2 separate regions of the Mus musculus genome follow, and region 1 is linked to region 2. A link is a contact called in ENCODE POLR2A ChIA-PET data. All regions are on one chromosome and are shown on one strand. The core of a region is the stretch at or near the end of the contact, and the rest is flanking DNA. Distances in the headings are between cores, read along the strand shown. Region 1 holds the start of Prr12 (proline rich 12). Region 2 holds the start of Rcn3 (reticulocalbin 3, EF-hand calcium binding domain).

Region 1 (2,878 bases), core at 357-2,856, 39 kb after region 2:
CTCTGCCTCCCAAATGCTGGGATTAAAGGCGTGTGTGCCAACACCTCCCGACTGTAGGTTTCTTTTTATTCGTTTCTTTTAAAGTTTTCTTTTATGTGCCTGGTGCCGTCAAAGATCAGAAGAGGGTGTCGGCTCCTCCAGGACTGGAGTTACAGATGGTTGTGAGCAGCCATGTGGGTGCTGGAATTGGAACCTGGGTCCTCAGCAAGTTCAGCAAGTGTTTTAACCGCTGACCCCCTTGTCTCCAACTATAATGTAGGTTTTATACTAACCACACTTTTTCTGTTTCCAGGACCGGGCTCATCATCCCCTTGAGTCCTCAGACGCCTCAATCTCCACCCTTGCCCCCAGGCCTTCCCACCTATGAGCAGGCTTTAGCAGCCTCCGGGGTGCACGACGCACCTCCGCCCCCTTACTCCAGGTATGAGGCGGGGCTTCTGCCTGGGTGGTGCCAGAGGGAGGGGGGGGGAGAGGCAACGCGTGGGAGGGGCGTGTCCCCAAGGGCAGGGCTTGGTGCTTAGGAAAACCTACATAGGGCGGAGCTTGCAGGGGAGGGCGGACCCTACGCAATTGTCTATAGGGGCGTGGATCAGCCTTGCAAGAGTGCAGCTTTTGAGGAAGGTGGGGCTTGTGCCTACAGGATTGAGGATTGGCTGAGGCACCAAGGGCGGGTCGGTGTAGGCTCGGTGGAGGGGGCGGCTGGGATGTTTGACTCTGCACTCCCAACCCCCATCCCCGATAGCCTCAGAAGGCCTCACTGAAGACCTGCTTGCAGCGCGGGCTCCCTGAACTGTGCCCCTGATTCATAGCGGATTCCGGAAGTCGCCAGCTTCTTCGACGACTGGGCTTCAGTGTGTCCGTGGGGGAGTCAGGGTCGTCGGACCCGAGGTCTACCATGACACACGTGTTTCCGCCGGGCACGCATACACGCACGTCCCTGACCATCCTGTTGCCGAGTTGGTGCCCCCGGCCCTCCAGTGACCCCCCCCCACACTTCGTCTGAGCAGTGGCCCTGCCTCAGAATGGGCAGACCTTTTAGGAAACTCGGATCAGACGTGACTCGGCTGTCACTCCACTGGTGCCGCGGGGCACGTACGCGCAGGGAACCAGGCCCTTGCACACGCCTGACTTCGTGTATTTCCCCAGTCGGGCACATGGGCGGTTTGTAATCCAGTATAAAGGTGGGGGGCGCATTTGCAATGTGCTGTAAGCGGGGTGTCACGCTTGTGTTGCACCCGGGTAAATGGAGTTGATCTGAGCTGCCCTCTGCTTAAAAACCCTTTGGGAAAGGAAGGGGGGATGGAAGAAATAAAAAATTGAAACAATGAGAAAAAAATAAAAATGCAAAAGAACTGAGCCCCCTTTCTGGGCGCATTTGCGCGCGGTGGAACTGAATCTCTGTGTACAGGCGCTGTGCCCTACACCCCCAGGCTCCGCTGGTGCGCTCGCGCTCACTCGCTTACCCCCCCCCCCCGCCTCCCAGGCTCCGCTAGTGCTCGCTCGCGCTCTCTCTCTCTCTTTTTTTTTTTTTTTTACATTTGCACGGGATTGTGGGAGGAAGCGGAGCGCAGCCAGACACCCCGCCGCCCGCCCCCCTTCCCCTCCCCCCTCCCCCTGCCGCCTTGTGCAAAGATGGCTGCACCGTGAGCGCAGAGGAGGAGGAGGTGGCGGCGGCGGAGGCGAAAGAGCGAGCACCCAGCGCCCGCACCCACTCCGGGGCCGTCCGGGACGCCCCCTCCGGAGCGCGCGTCCCCTTCTCTCTTGCAAGCGCCGGGGCAAAGGCGGAGACAGCGGGGTCCCTCCTCCCCCCTTTCCCTCCTCCAGGGGGAACCCCCCCTCCTTGGCTCAGCGGCTGCACCCCTCCTTTGCCCGCCCCTCCGTCCCTGCCCCCTCCCTCCCCCGCCCGGGGCCTTCCCGGGCCTTCGGTGGCCGCAAAGAAAAAAAAAGAGAAAGGGAGGAAAAAAAGCAGCGGAGGGAGCGGCGGCGGAGGAGAGCGCGCGCGCTCCCCCTCCTTTCCCCCTCCCTCCCCCTCCCCCCAATTTCCACCGCGGCCAATTCATGGACAGGAACTACCCCAGCGCCGGCTTCGGGGACCCGCTCGGCGCCGGGGCGGGATGGAGTTACGAGAGGTCAGCGAAAGCTAGGTAAGGAGCTGAGGGGGACCTAGAGAAATGGGCCAAGAGGTGGGGGGATTCCTGCCTGGCCTGGGCCTGGGGCCCGCTCGGCAACGCGTGCATCGCCAACTCCCCCTCCGATTTTTGCAAGGGAGCGGCCTTCTTTGGGTTTGTAACAACGCCGCCGCCCCAGTTTGCAAATTGCAAACTCCGCCAAAGCCAGCTCCTGCTTGCAAAAGAGAGAAACGAAGCAGGCAAGGCGCAAAAACAAATTCGAACCGGGAAGGCCTTGGGAAGATGGGAAGGGTTGGCGAAGCAAGGCCTGGACTTGCCCCCCATCTTTGGATTCCCGGCGTGCTGACCCCTCCCCCCGGGCGCCCCTGGCTCTGCAACTGCAAAGGTGGGAGGAAAAGAGAATCAGCTCGCAGACCTGGGGGGCTGCACCCCCTCCCAGGTCCTATTGTTCCGGGGCTGCAGGAGGCCGGGCCACTCGGTCCCTCCCCCCTCCAAGAAATTCCCCGCGCAGAGTGGGCAAGGGGCCCCGCCCCCTTCTTAAACTAGAATTCTGTGTGTTTGGGGGGGTCCTGAGATTAGGGACACGCCCCCTTCTGCTCCCCACCTTGCTCAAAGCTGTGAATCCTGGTTGATGGCGCGCTGTTTGCCCTCTGGTGCAAGGCCACGGATTTGGGCCCTTTCTGGAACAGAGTCGTGTCTCTTCCCCGTTTGTGTTTGTGTGTGTGAGCGTGGGCCCTGTGCACGCGTGG
Region 2 (2,700 bases), core at 121-2,620:
CTGTGTGCAGGATTGGGGAAGGGAGGGGCCGTGTGCAGGATTGGGGGTCGTGGCAGGAAGTAGCGACTCAGAAAGAAAGAGGGGAGGCAGAGAGATAATAGAGACAAAAGAGTCCCTGACCACCCTGGGAAAAGAGATGGGAACAGAGACCATAGCGTGACCCTGTCAGGTGTGTTGGGTGGGTGAGACCTTAGATACTTGTGCTGACCTCTGTTCCTCTCTCTCAGCCCCATGGCTTTCTCTCAGCGGCGATGACTCTGGTGACCTGTTGCCTGGTGGGAACTTGCCCCCAGAAGCTGAACCTCAAGGTGCAAATGCCTTTCCAGCCACTTCCTGATGCAGACTCGGGCCCCCTGCCCACTGCAGCCTTTCGGGCTGTGTGACCTCCTGAACTGTCTCCGAGCCTCCTGAGGGAGCCTGGGCCCGATGTCCTCCCATGGATCCCTGCTTTTGTGGCCTGCTTCAGTTTCCCTTCTTAATGTACATGGTTGTTTTCCATCTCCACATAAATTTGGCCCCAAATCTGTGTGTGCATCGTTATTCTCAAGTTTCAAGCAGCTGGAATAAATTGAACGCGTCTGGGAAAGATCATATAGACACCTCTTGATTGCTATCGTGCAGCCTGGCCATTTTATAGACCGAGTTGTGTATGTGATACCTACACTGTACCAGGCATTGCTTCTCTTCTTTTTCTTCCTTCCTTCCTTCCTTCCTTCCTTCCTTCCTTCCTTCCTTCCTTCCTTTCTTTCTTTTCCTTCTTTTCTTTCTTTCTTTCTTTCTTTCTTTCTTTCTTTCTTTCCTTCCTTCTTTCTTTTTTTTTTTTTTTAACATTTATTTATTTTATGTATCTGAGTACACTGCAGCTGTCTTCAGACACACCAGAAGAGGGCATTGGATTCCATTACAGATGGTTAGCCACCATGTGGTTGCTGGGACTTGAACTCTGGTCCTCTGGAAGAACAGTCAGTGCTCTTAATTGCAGAGCCATCTCTCCAGCCGCGCTCCCCCCCCACCCCCCCCTTTTTTTTTTAAAGACAAGGGTCTCTCTACGTCGTCCTGGCTGGCGGCAAACTCATAGAGACAGACTGCTTCTGTCTCCCAAGTGAGCCAACCAAACCCGACCTCCTCTTTTCTGAAACGGATCTAAGAAATGGAAAGAGTTTTTAAAAAATACATTCCCCTTAATCCCCTGGGGCCAGAGACTCTGGAGGTGGTCGTGCAAGTCGGCCCATATGTTTGCTGGGAGTTGTAGTTCAATATCAGCCTTATCGCCCACCACGCCTTCGGGTCTGGAGCTCGGCCTTGTGGACGTGGCAAGGGGGTCGTCATTGGCTCCGCCCCTGAGGCTTTCCTGCGCAGTCATTGGTCAGAGGGCGGCAGCCTCTGGACGGCTGGTGGAGGAGCTTAACTGGAACCTGGCCAGGTTGGGCATCTTTGTGCGAAAGCAGAGCTCAGCGTAGGGAGCTAACTCAGGCCGGGTAACAGAGGTGTGGTGGGGTGATGGTGGGGTGAAGGTGGGGTGGGTGGAAGGGTGGGGGTCGCGGTCCAGCCTGGGGGCAGCACAGAGGAGCCTGCATGATGCTTTCGGCCACCACCATGCCCTGAACTTTGGGTGGGACATGCGCCACGTCTCTAACTGAAATACCCCCTTTCTGCTCTGAGACTCCTCTGAGGCTCGGATTCCACCCCCAGAGGTTGTTTTGCCTTTAAATTCTCTATTCTTTTTGCCGACTTTTCTTGAGCCCAAAACTTTTTGCAGCCTGCGCTTTTATCGGCCCTGCCTTAGGCAGCCTCCTCTACTCCGCCCCCTTCAAAGTTCTCCCACATTATCTCTGGTTCAGACACCCCCCGCCCCCAGTCTTATCCCTGACCGCTGGTCCTCACCTCTCCTCAGGAACCGATGATGTGGCGATGGTCGTTTCTGTTGCTTCTCTTACTGCTGAGGCACTGGGCCCTCGGGAAGCCATCCCCTGATGCAGGACCTCATGGCCAGGATAGGGTCCATCATGGAACCCCCCTGAGCGAGGCCCCCCACGATGACGCCCACGGGAATTTCCAGTACGACCATGAGGCGTTCCTGGGACGAGACGTGGCCAAGGAATTTGACAAACTCAGCCCAGAGGAAAGCCAGGCCCGACTTGGGTAGGAGGATGGCGGGGGAGCGGGGCAGAAGTGGGAGGTGGGGAGAGAGAAGTTAACTGAAAAGACAAAACTGTGGCACTCACCTCCTGGGAGAAGGCGGAGCTAAACCTGAGGCTGTGGGGGACCTGCGTCACCAACCCCTGGGTTCCCCTCTACCTCAGTCCCCCCTATGCCTCTGTCTGGACTTCCCTCTTCTCTCTTCTAAACGGGACGCCGACTCTCGGTAGAGACTGAAGACAAGGGATTTGAGGAAGATGCCAAGGTCAGAGATCAGGTTGACCTGGGATGAGTGATGCCAACTGGACTGGACGGGCTTGCCCCGTTTCTAGGTGACAGATACAGTCAGCATGGGCCCGGGACAAGAAGGCCACTCGTGCAAATATGCTTGATTATTTTCATTGTTATTAGTACTTTGAGATCGAATTTCATTTGTGGAACTAGCTAGTCTGAAATTCACTCTGTAGACGAGACTGGTCCTGAATTCAGAAATCCGTCTGCCTCTGCCTCCCGAGTGCTGAGATTAAAGATCTGCGTCTTTAATGTGATGGCAATTTCTAA

What was found. ChIA-PET counts read pairs that join two places held with the same protein, here RNA polymerase II (POLR2A).
Region 1: POLR2A ChIA-PET joins it to region 2 with 15 read pairs in embryonic stem cell. The contact joins the promoter of Prr12 here to the promoter of Rcn3 in region 2. POLR2A ChIA-PET finds 5 or more read pairs at or near these places in 5 of 5 experiments (Patski and embryonic stem cell).

What each region holds. Positions count from the first base shown.
Region 1 is chr7:45,052,062-45,054,939 of GRCm38, reverse strand. It overlaps Prr12 (proline rich 12), which reads left to right and starts at 1,606. Exons shown (of 14, transcript NM_175022.3): 1 at 1,606-2,144. The coding sequence starts at 2,059. It overlaps Prrg2 (proline-rich Gla (G-carboxyglutamic acid) polypeptide 2), which reads left to right. Exons shown (of 7, transcript NM_022999.1): 6 at 293-421; 7 at 743-1,336. The coding sequence ends at 761.
Region 2 is chr7:45,090,883-45,093,582 of GRCm38, reverse strand. Rcn3 (reticulocalbin 3, EF-hand calcium binding domain) reads left to right here and starts at 1,370. Exons shown (of 7, transcript NM_026555.2): 1 at 1,370-1,487; 2 at 1,895-2,142. The coding sequence starts at 1,901. Fcgrt (Fc receptor, IgG, alpha chain transporter) reads left to right here. Exons shown (of 7, transcript NM_010189.3): 7 at 228-590. The coding sequence ends at 337.